Regions from separate parts of the Homo sapiens genome. Here all the other regions are linked to region 1. A link is a contact called in ENCODE Hi-C or POLR2A ChIA-PET data. All regions are on one chromosome and are shown on one strand. The core of a region is the stretch at or near the end of the contact, and the rest is flanking DNA. Distances in the headings are between cores, read along the strand shown. Region 1 has its middle 80 kb from the start of MELK. Region 2 holds the start of SPAG8 (sperm associated antigen 8). Region 3 holds the start of POLR1E (RNA polymerase I subunit E).

Region 1 (3,315 bases), core at 146-2,645:
CAGATTTGATTATTCTAGATACCTAATGCAAGTGGAACCATACAATATTTGTCTTTTTGTGTCTTTCTGGCTTATTTCACTCGCATAATGTTTACAAGGTTTATTCATGTGACAGTATGTATTAGAATTTCCTTCCTTTTTGTTTTATTTTTATTTATTTTTGTTTTAATTATTTTATTTTTATTTATTTTGGCAACAAGAGTATTGCTGTTTTTGCCAAGGCTGGGATGCAATGGCGCAATCTCAGCTTACCGCAAGCTCCACCTACCAGGTTCAAATGAGTCTCCTACCTCAGCCTCCTGAGTAGCTGGGATTACAGGCATACGCCACCACACCTGGTTAATTTTTTGTACTTTTTGTAGAAACAGGGTTTCTCCATGTTGGTCAGGCTGGTCTTGAACTCCCAACCTCAGGTAATCCGCCTGCCTCGGCCTCCCAGAGTGCTAGGATTACAGGCGTGAGCCACCAAGCCTGGCCTTACTGCTTTTAGTTCTTTTGAGTATATACCTAGGAGAAGAATTACCGCATCATAATGGTAACTCTGTGCTTAACTTTTTGAGCACCAGACTGTTTTCTATAGGGGCTGCACCATTTTTGCATTCCCACCAGCAATGCATAAGGGTTCTAATTTATCCACAGTCTTGCCAACACTTGTTATTCCACCCCCACCCCTACCTTTTTCTTCATAATAGCCTTCCTAATGGATGTGAAGTGGTATCTCATTGTAGTTCTGATTCGCACTCCCTATTTCACTTTCAAGCTTAGCACAATGTCTGTTTACTTGTATTTGCCCCAGCCTGGCTTGTAAATCATTATTTTATTTGGGGGTTAATGAGGGAGTGGAGGAGAGAAATTGTAAGAAAATACTGAAGGGGCGCCGGGTGCGGTGGCTCAAGCCTGTAATCCCAGCACTTTGGGAAGCCGAGGTGGGCGGATCACGAGGTCAGGAGATCGAGACCATCCTGGCTAACACGGTGAAACCCCGTCTCTACTAAAAATACAAAAAATTAGCCGGGCGTGGTGGTGGTGGTCGCCTGTAGTCCCAGCTACTCAGGAGGCTGAGGCAGGAGAATGGCGTGAACCCGGGAGGCGGAGCTTGCAGTGAGCCGAGATCGTGCCACTGCACCACAACCTGGGCGACAGAGCAAGACTCCGGTCTCGAAAAGAAAAGAAAAGAAAAGAAAATACTGAAGGGGCTATTTCATGAAAAACGATAAGACAATGATAGACCTAATAGCATATAAAACCAGAAGAGGAGCAAGATGGTATTTCAGAGTATTACAGAGTAATACTTTGCAGCCTTAGCAACTGAAGGAATCCAGATAAGGTAGACCCAATGGAATTTGTAACCATGCTCAGCAAAGGAAGTGAAAATAGCAATGCCAAGTGGAAGGGGCTGAGGCAGGAGATGAAATGAACCACCAATACCACATGACTACTTTCCTTCACAAACACATCACAAGCACATGTGAGACAACTATATGGTTTCCCTGAAATGCTTGGGGATGTAAATTGCAGGGTGAGAGCCAGAGCGAAAGAAAACATGCTGAGCATTTTTCCTCACTATTATCACATTAATAAACATTAGTTTCTATTTCCTTAGGCCACATTCCTAAAGGTGGAATTGCTAATTCAATGTTTTGAAAAGTTCTAATTTCCAGAGAGATCATAGCAATTTATTTGTTTAATCATTTATTTTTATTTAAATATAAGGGATTGAATTGGTCATATTTCTCACTTGTAAGGCCACTCTCATTTGTTATATTTATTTATTCTCTTTTATTCACATTCACTAATCTCATTCCCCTTTCTCACCACAGGCAATTATTCCGATGTGTTTCATGTATATCCTTTTGTTTGTGTTTATTTAAAATATGTAGTATTGGGCTGGACATGGTGGCTGACGCCTGTAATCCCAGCACTTTGGGAGGCCAAGGCAGGCAGATCACTTGAGGTCAAGACTTTGAGACCAGCCTGGCTAACATGGTGAAACCCCGTCTCTGCTAAAAATACAAAAATTAGCTGGGCGTGGTGGTGCACGCCTGTAATTCCAGCTACCCAGGAGGCTGAGACACCAAAATCCCTTGAACCCGGCAGGTGGAGGTTGCAGTGAGCTGAGATTGCACCATTGCACTCCAGCCTGGGTGACGTAATGACACTCTTTCAAAACAAAACCAAAACCAAAACCTCCCAACAAAGAGATTTTTCAAAAAAAAAAAAATAGTAGTAGGATAAAATATGTACTATTTTCTTAGATGTGTGTATTTTTTTCTTTTGTAAATAACATTGTAAGACACATTTTTTTTTCTTATTTTTCTTTTTTGCTGCAGCATGTTTTTAAGATCTGGCCCATTGCTTCTATCTACTGCATATTACTCCACCCATCACATTTTGCCTAAGGTCTTCTTCATTAGGGACACCCAAATTGCCTACAACCAAAAACATCACTGCCATAACTGTCTTTATACATACCCCTTATAGAACCTGTGTGAGAATTTTAGGAGGGTTGTATATATAGTATCAGAATTGGAATTTTATATTTTTTTCTCTGTTATATAGTTTTTGCTTTCATATTTTTATTATTGGTAAGGATAAATGTGTGTGTGTGGTGTGTGTGTGTGTGTGTGTGTGTGTGTTTCTTCAACCACAGTATTCTAGGAATTTTCTGATCACATCCTTAGCCCTATCCTCTATGGCTTCTTTAAAGACTAATTGAGTCTGTAATTGATTGTAATACATTGAATAAATGTAATGCATGAGTCCATAATGATGCTCAAAGAGCAAGAAAAGAGAAAGGAGGAAAAAATTCATTTGCCACTATTGGAAATACTATGACACCAACTCCTTTGTCAGGAAATTGGTAATTAAAGAGAAAGAATGAAGCATTTAACCTGCCATTTTAGGAAGAAATGAGGTTCATCCCCAATTGATGAGAGGAAATTCTTCTTTACAGAAGAATGTCATCTAATAAATGTAGAAGGATTGATAGAATTAAAAACTTACCATTTTGCAATCTCCAATGAGATAATTGATTCAAGCAAGGATCATCAGTGAATGTTAAACTATTTAAAAAGAAAGAAAAAAGACCAATCTACCATTGTATCTATTTCCCACCATTCACTTGCTCTACAAACACTTCCAATTTGACTTCTGCTCCTACCATTCTATTAACTACATGCTTGAAAGACAATGCTGGCTTCTCAATTGCCAAATACAATGGTCTTTTCTCAGTTCTCATCCTCCATGATCTCTTCATGGTATTTGACAATAGCAGCCACCTCCTCTTTCTTGTAACTCTCTCCTTTCATCTACAAA
Region 2 (3,577 bases), core at 895-3,394, 680 kb before region 1:
GATGTTACTGACACCCTGGAGGAGTGCCAGGATGAGGATGGATCCCACTCTCCCCAAGCCAGAACAAAACAACTCTGCCCTACCTTTCCTGCCCCGCTCTGCCCCCAACACCTAGTCACCCTCACACACCGGCAGCTGTGGTGCCCTCTGTATCCAGAAGGTCTCAGGTTGCTCCTGGCGGTAGTCGTGAGGCTGTGAGGGAGGGTACTGAGTAACTCCTGGCCTTCAGCCCTCTCTCTCAACCTCTGGGCTTGGTACTTGGCCACAGCCTGTCAGAGCCCAGCTGGTGCAAGTGGCGGGGGATGGGGGGTGGGTTCTCACCTTTGTTGGGGCAGGAGTCCCTGCTTGTGCCAGCTCCATTCGGTAGTCATGGTGTGTCACAGACTCAACCTCGAAGAGCTTCCTTGTGGGTTCCTGTTCTGCCTGCACCTCTTTACTATGTAGCCCGAGGGGTGTCAAGGCCATTCTCACCCAATTTTTCTCCTCCCCATCCCTCTTCCCCTTTACCCAATCCCTTACCAGATCTGATGCTGCAGGAGCATCTCCAGCATGGCTTCACGCTTCCCTGTGAGAGAGTTGGGGGGTGGGCAAGGTGGGGTCTGGTTAAGAAGGAGGCCCAGAAGAAACTAACTTGAGAAAAGGAAGAAGAACCTTGGGGTTCCGCCCTTATATCCACTGGAGAATCCACAGCCCCACCAGAAATTCCTTCCTCTTCTTCCCTCTGAGTAATGGGCTCGTTCTGGCCTACCCTCTCACATTTCACACCTCGAAGTGGCCAATAGACGTTTCCTGGTGGCTGGTACGAGTCTTTCTGGGTGGTGCTGGAGGGCATGGGTGACTTTAGTTGCATAGTCAGCAGTCCCCGGTGTCCGTGTCGGAAGAAAAAACTCTCAGAGCCATCCTGCATGCTTGGGACTTGATCCAGGTGGTTGGTGGCTCTCTGTGGATCCCAAGTTGAATGACTATAATATCCCTTCTGGTACCCACCCTCATGTAAACTACTGCCTCCCCTAAGAAACTGAGGGCAGCCTTCAAGAAAAGGGAGCAGGCCAAAACTTTAATACCTCTTCCTCCCAGTTGTAGAGGAGGCACTGGCCCCGCGGCAAAGTTTCATAGCAAACCATAAGCTTCCCTTTAATGTCTGGGGGTTTCCATAGTCCTCGGGCACCCGGTTCTAAGACTTGCAAAAATTCCCAAGGTGGTTGTTTCTGGGGCTCCCAGGGGCAGTGCTGACTCCAGGAGGTATAGTTAGGGACCCGATCTGCCACCAGGTTTCTGAACCCTGGAGGAATACAGGGGCTGAGCTCAGAGTCAGGGCCAGTGTCTGGACCAGGCCCAGAGGCAGGACCAGGATGAGAGCCAGAGCCATGACCAGGACCAGAGCCAGGACCAGAGCCAGGACCAGGACCAGAGCCAGAGCCAGGGACAGAGCCACAGCCAGGACCAGAGCCAGAGCCAGAGCCATGGCCAGCACCTGAGCTGGAACCAAGAACAGGCCCAGAGCTAGAGCCTGGAACAGGGCCAGGATTAGAACTATGGTCAGTTGTAGTGCAAGTGTCCTGAGCAATACAGGAAACATAGACGGGCTCAAAGCCAAGACTCCCATGGGCTATATTGTGGGTAAAGCCGGGTCCCGCACAGGGCTCCCCAAGAAGGCTGGGGTCAGAGGACGGCTCCATGAACTCAGAACAGGGCGCTGGGGTCTTTGTAGATAATGCAGCTGCTTTGGCAGTGGTGAAGGCTGCAGTAGCTGCAGCAGCTGATGCAGCCGCTGCAGCTGCTGCGGTTGCAGCTGCCAGGGCCGACCTGGGACTGTCATCTGAAGAAGGAAACGGTTCCGAAGTGGGCCCCAGTCCTTCGGAGCTGGGCTGTATGTCTAAAGATCTGAAAGAAAGCAAACACGACATGGCTGTCAAAAGCGCAGCAGAGGAAGTCAGCTGACCTTCCTCGTCCCCTTATGCCTGCAGCCAGAGCTGCGGCTCTCACCGCGACCGCGACCGCGATCCCTCCGTAGACTCGTTGGTCTCCATCTTCAGACTCCAGCTACTGGGTTGCCATAGAGACAGCAAACAACTCCTGGAGCCTGCGCAGAAGTACAGCTGGGCGGACTTGCAGGTGGCGGTGGAGGCAAGTCCTCTGCGGGGCGGAAGTCTTCAGCCTAGTGCTGTTAGGGAGGTCCGCTTTCCGGTCCCGGCGGCATTCCGCCTCAGACGGGGTTTTAGGGTTCCGCTGGCTTAAGACCTCGCCCTCCACGTCCAAACAGTCTTTGCGTGCGGTTTTCTAAGATGATGCTTTATGGGGATATGTTGGAAACAGGCACAGGGTTGTGGCATTAGATTACAGCCTACTTGGTGTTTGCTGAGAGGCAAGTAGCTTCCCCTTAGTTTGCTTAGTTCATTCTCAAAAGTGAGTGGGGTCTTTAACAAATGTTAAGGATGAAAATAAACAAACTAGCTTGAGCAAAATGGTGAGACGTAGAATAGTGAAAAGGCAGCCGCTTTTGTTTGGGTGTGATTACTCCTCCTCTAATAAAAGACCCTCATATTGACCACCCTCCTCCTAAGCGCCCTTAGAACCTGGTTTGACCTCTGAAGAAGGGCCAGGATTGGCTTTCAGTTTCTTCCTACTCATTTAGGCTCATTCCTACTGTTACTTTTCTAGAAGCTTGACCTAGGGTGGACCACTTGTCAAGAAGACTTACATATCTGCAGGCAACATTTAACCACAGGTTGGACCTCCTCAGTGTCTTTCACTCAGACCAGTCAAGGGGCATCATAGCCCTGAATCAGTTTTCTTTCCCCTTTGTGGTATAAAATTTTATATTAAAGACAGGAGAGCATAATTAAGGGAGAACAGTTTTATTAGCATCACAGGGTCCATTTTTCCCTTTCCATCCAAGCATCCAGAGTCTGGTGTCCTTTAATCAGTTGGCAGGTTCAACCTGGAGGCCACTGGAGCTGCCGGCCCCCAAGTACATGAATGTGCAGATGATACACAGATTGTGCACCCAGCTTCCCATCGTTGATCACTGAAATTGAGCTTGGGGTTAGGGAGTCAGGATCATGGCAGAGGTCGAAGAATGAAGATCATATTGAGAAGTAGGAATGAGAATTCATAGGTGAGGGACCAAGGGCCAAAAGTCACTCACCAAGTCGGTATCCATCTCCCAGGCCCTCAGCCTTTGCTGTCTGCTTGGCCACAAGGAGTAGGTGTCCTAGAAGCTATAGAGAGAGCGGAGGGACATAGGTGGCTTCATTCATAGGGAGCAAGACCTCTAGCTGGGTCCAGGGGCTCCTCCCAGCCAAACCCTGGCCCTGTTCTTCCCACCTGCTGGTCTTCTTCTTCAGCCTGGCTAATCCGAGGAATGGGCTTCTTAGGAATGACCAGGAAGTGCACAGGAGCCTGAGGGGCCACATCACGGAACACAAGACACTGGGGGAAGTGACAGGCCAGAGGCCACGTTACTTCAACAGGTTGGATGGTATCTACAACATTCCTAAGGGGATAGGTCCTAAGAGCACCCCACCTGCTGGTCCTCATAGAGAATGTCAGCTGGGAGGCTCTTGTCCAGGATCCG
Region 3 (3,777 bases), core at 280-2,779, 990 kb after region 1:
AGGTTGTGGTGAGAGGATCACTTGAGCCTGGAAGGTCAAGGCTGCAGTGAGCCCTGGTTGCAACACTGCACTCCAGCCTGGGTGACAGAGTGAGACCCTGTCTCAAAAAACAAACTAACAACAAACGTTGGGACAATGGGTGAACTTAAATGGGATGTGAGGATTACATGGTGGTAATGTACCAGTGCTAATTTCCTGATTCTTTTCTGTTTAATTTTTTTTTTTTTTTTTGTCGCCCAGGCTAGAGTGCAGTGGCACCATCACAGCTCACTGCAGCCTCTGCCTCCTAGGCTCAAGCAATCCTCCCACCTCAGCCTCCCGAGTAGCTGGGACGACACGCGTGCGCCACCACACATGGCTAATATTATTTTTTGTAGAGACAGGGTCTTGTTATGTTGCCCAGCCTGGTCTCAAACTCCTGGAATCAAGGGATAGAACTGCCTCTCCCTCCCAAAGTGCTGGGATTGCAGGCGTGAACCACTGCGCCCGGCAATTTGCTGATTCTGATGGCTGTGTTGTTATTTAGGGAATGTCTGTAGGAAATACTATAGTCTTCAGGGTTGAAAGGGTATCAGGTTGACAACTTACTCTAAATGGTTCAGGGCAAAAACATTTCTTGCAGTGTTTCTTTACGTTTGAGATTGGGTAATTAGAAAAGCGTGACAAGTGCTCAGGCAAAGGGGCATGCAGGCTTTAGGGTTATTCCTAGGATCCTGGGTGTTGGAGGCGGGTGTTGAGGGTGTGTGGAAGGAAAAGAGTCTTGAAAGAAGGTGATTTGGAAGACAGAGGGGAGTCAACCGGAGTTCTTGCCCTTCAATAGTACGCATCTTTGGGCAAAGGGGGCCTCGGCCAGCGTCCATGCTTAAAGGCCCTGCTTTCGCCTTCTTTCTGCTCTGAAAACTCCCCGTGCAGAAGAAGGGTTGAATCCGCAGTGAAAAAGGGACATGTCCATCAGCTCGGACTCCCTCTTCTATTCCAGTCCAGAATCTCCTGCCCAAAGGCTCCGGGGTTGGCTGGGCTTCTGTTCCATCACCTCAGTGTTGATTGGGCCACAGGTGTGCACGCCACAGCCCATGGCGGGGAGCTGTTTGTCGGACTGTGGACAAAGTTTGTACCTAGAGCTGGATGTCCACGTGGGTGGGTGGGAAGCCCTAGAGAGGGGCGGCTATTCGCCAGCGGCCACATTTAGTTGGGGCTCAAGCAGTTCCTGTCAGAGAATTCTAAATTTGAACTTGGTCCTTCAGGTCTTGGGAAGATGAGTTTGTCACGGTAGGAGAGAGAGACGACACTCTCTTTAGAAGGTGCTGAGCCGGAAGAAGGCTCATAGCAAGCTTAGGCTGAAGCCTTTGGCGCCTCGGGCTCTGGACCTACAAAACCCAGAGTGCACGCGAGCGCTGAGCCAATCAGGTGCTGCGCCTCGGCCAGTCAAGCGGGTGTGTGGCACCTTGTGGGCGGAGACCACGCCTCTCTACGCGGGGGGCGGGGACACGCGGCTCGCGCGCTGTGGGCGGTGCCCGGCGGGGCCACGCCTTTTCCGGCCCGCAGCGCGGCCTGGGCTCCCGCGTGTTTAAAAGTGCGCTTGTGGCTGCTGCTGTCTTAACTCCTGTGCTTGGCGGACAGACAGGCGAGATGGCGGCGGAGGTGTTGCCGAGTGCGAGGTGGCAGTATTGTGGGGCGCCCGACGGGAGCCAGAGAGCTGTACTGGGTAAAGACTGCGGAGCTGGAGCAGTGCTCCTCTAACCCTCTCCCCTTCCGTCTCGGTACCTCAGCTGTCCTCTCGCCCTCCGTTGGGCTTCTCCCCAGCGGGGCCGGGACCCCTCTAGTCTCCACCACTCCCCTGGGCTCTGTCAGGGCTCCCCTGTCCGTCTTTCTGTCACTACCTCCCAGCCAGATTGGGACATCCCACTCACCCGCTCCCCAGAGCTGTGTCCAGGACCCTGCTGACCCCCTCACCCACCAGGTCTCCCGCCTCCCCCATTTCCCTCTCTTCACTGGGCAGGGGTTCCTTCTGTCACTTTAGGTATGTACCAGGCCTCTGCTGTCAGCCTCCTTCCGCGAGACATTCCCTCCTGTCACAGCCCCTCCCCAGGGTTCTCCCACCTCCCTACCTCCTCTTCTCAGCTGGCCCCGGATCTCCTCCAGTTCCCTTTGGGTCAGGACCCGAGCTTCCTTGCCATCCCCATTCTGACACTCCCTCCCAGTGACAGTCTAGTCCCACCGTACATTGTGTGGTACATTGTGTGGCCTTCTGCTCTCATCTCATTCTTGGGCTGCACTCTTACAGTCCAGTTCTCCAACGGGAAGCTACAGAGTCCAGGCAACATGCGCTTTACCTTGTATGAGAACAAAGATTCCACCAACCCCAGGAAGAGGAATCAACGGATCCTGGTAAGTGAAGCAGTTGCCAGCTGTCTCCACTCTGCAGGGCTCAGAAGGCCCCTGGGAGTGGGTGGATGTGGGAGGGAGTGAGGGGAGAAAAAGGGGAGTAGTAGCAAATGGAGCTTTGAAGAACTCTGATGCCCAGCAGCCTGGGATGTGGGGACAGGCTCCATCTTTCATTCATTTGTTCTTTCAACAAGCATTTATGGAACCTGCCCCTCTGCATCCCTGTGCTGCAAGCTTCTAGGAAAACAGCCAAATCAGGCCTAGCCCCACTCAGAGTTCATACTCTAGAGCAGGGTTTCTCAACCTCAGGACTATTGACTTTTTGGGCCAATAATTCTTTGCTGTGGGGGCAGCATCCCTAGTCTCTACTCATTAGATGCCAGTAGCACCAGAGTGGATTTCCCTGGATTGAGAACCTCTGCTCTAGAGAGATGAGAACTGGCTGTGAGGGACACTTTTACACAAAGCTCTGAGGCCACGTGGGGAAGAGTACAGGGCAGAGTGAGCTCAGTGGGAGGAGAGGTCTCTGCCAGAATGCCTTCCTTGGTGAGGTCATGTTGGAGCTGAGCCTTGAAGGCTGGAATGAGGGTTTGGCAGTCAACGTTTGGTGTTTCGAGTGAAAAGGATAGTGAGGACAAATGCAGAGAAGCAGGAAAGCTTGCTTATGATTGGGGAGTGAATCAGCCATGGTCCTGAGAGTATACAAAGAACAGGCCAAAGAGAGATTGCTTACAGAATCACTTTGTTGCATACCTTTAAGTGCCAGAAGCCCAGGGCCTCTCTCTCAAGTCTTGTGGCAGAATTCCCCCAAGAGCTTTTCATACCATTTAGAAGCTAGCACCATCTGAGGCTTCTCTTCCAGAAGTCGTCTTGCTTCCCCTGCAGGGACACCCCATATTCCCTTAGAGATAGTGGGGCTGGATCATCTGCCAGAGATGAACTAGTTCTAATCCATTGTGAGTCTGGATTCAAAAGCCTCAGCAAATGTAGAAAAGAGAAATGATGCTTAATACCTTTCAACATTGGTTGTAAATGGAGTTTCCCCTCTCTGCATTTTAGGCAGCTGAAACAGATAGGCTCTCCTATGTGGGAAACAATTTTGGGACTGGAGCCCTCAAATGCAACACTTTGTGCAGGTAATGGCAGGGGAAGGGACAGTGGGAAGGGTGATGGGGTTGGGAGTGGTGGCAGCACTGGCACTGCTGTTTCCTGTCTGTTTTAAGGGTAGCAGGAGCCATCTAGAGAGGTTTACTAGGTGATCCCTGTGTTCCTATTAGACCCAGAGCCCTTCCCTGCACGTGTAGACGTTGCTGGAAAGGAAAGATAACTTGAATTTCCTAAAAACCTCATTCATTTGTAATCTTGTTTATTTATAGCTGTCTTATTCCAAAA

What was found. A loop is a pair of places that touch in the nucleus more often than their neighbours do. ChIA-PET counts read pairs that join two places held with the same protein, here RNA polymerase II (POLR2A). Pooled maps may share reads with other maps.
Region 2: a loop to region 1 is called in a pooled map, with 5 times the contacts of the local background. The contact joins the promoter of SPAG8 here to the enhancer-like site in region 1. A Hi-C loop is called at or near these places in 2 of 37 single-sample maps with no recorded cell type and 10 of 50 pooled maps. POLR2A ChIA-PET finds 5 or more read pairs at or near these places in 1 of 52 experiments (RWPE1).
Region 3: a loop to region 1 is called in a pooled map, with 9 times the contacts of the local background. The contact joins the promoter of POLR1E here to the enhancer-like site in region 1. A Hi-C loop is called at or near these places in 1 of 168 maps with a recorded cell type or tissue (CD4-positive, alpha-beta T cell), 1 of 37 single-sample maps with no recorded cell type and 7 of 50 pooled maps.

What each region holds. Positions count from the first base shown.
Region 1 is chr9:36,491,661-36,494,975 of GRCh38, forward strand. No RefSeq gene overlaps it. Among named protein-coding and RNA genes, the nearest start is that of MELK, 80 kb to the right of the region's middle. Within about 2 kb of position 1,396, at least 2 of the 41 ENCODE cell types and tissues checked have a DNase peak (open chromatin) inside an H3K27ac peak, as active enhancers do; they include CD4-positive, alpha-beta T cell, where a contact is called at or near this core.
Region 2 is chr9:35,810,118-35,813,694 of GRCh38, forward strand. SPAG8 (sperm associated antigen 8) reads right to left here and starts at 2,145. Exons shown (of 7, transcript NM_001039592.2): 1 at 1,987-2,145; 2 at 1,065-1,884; 3 at 766-940; 4 at 520-565; 5 at 322-436; 6 at 130-192; 7 at 1-15. The coding sequence starts at 2,030. It overlaps HINT2 (histidine triad nucleotide binding protein 2), which reads right to left. Exons shown (of 5, transcript NM_032593.3): 2 at 3,527-3,577; 3 at 3,328-3,432; 4 at 3,149-3,221; 5 at 2,843-3,028. The coding sequence ends at 2,937. RefSeq lists enhancers at 1,663-2,219, 1,914-1,963.
Region 3 is chr9:37,484,419-37,488,195 of GRCh38, forward strand. POLR1E (RNA polymerase I subunit E) reads left to right here and starts at 1,530. Exons shown (of 12, transcript NM_022490.4): 1 at 1,530-1,705; 2 at 2,285-2,388; 3 at 3,445-3,521. The coding sequence starts at 1,630. RefSeq lists an enhancer at 995-1,586 and a silencer at 1,328-1,657.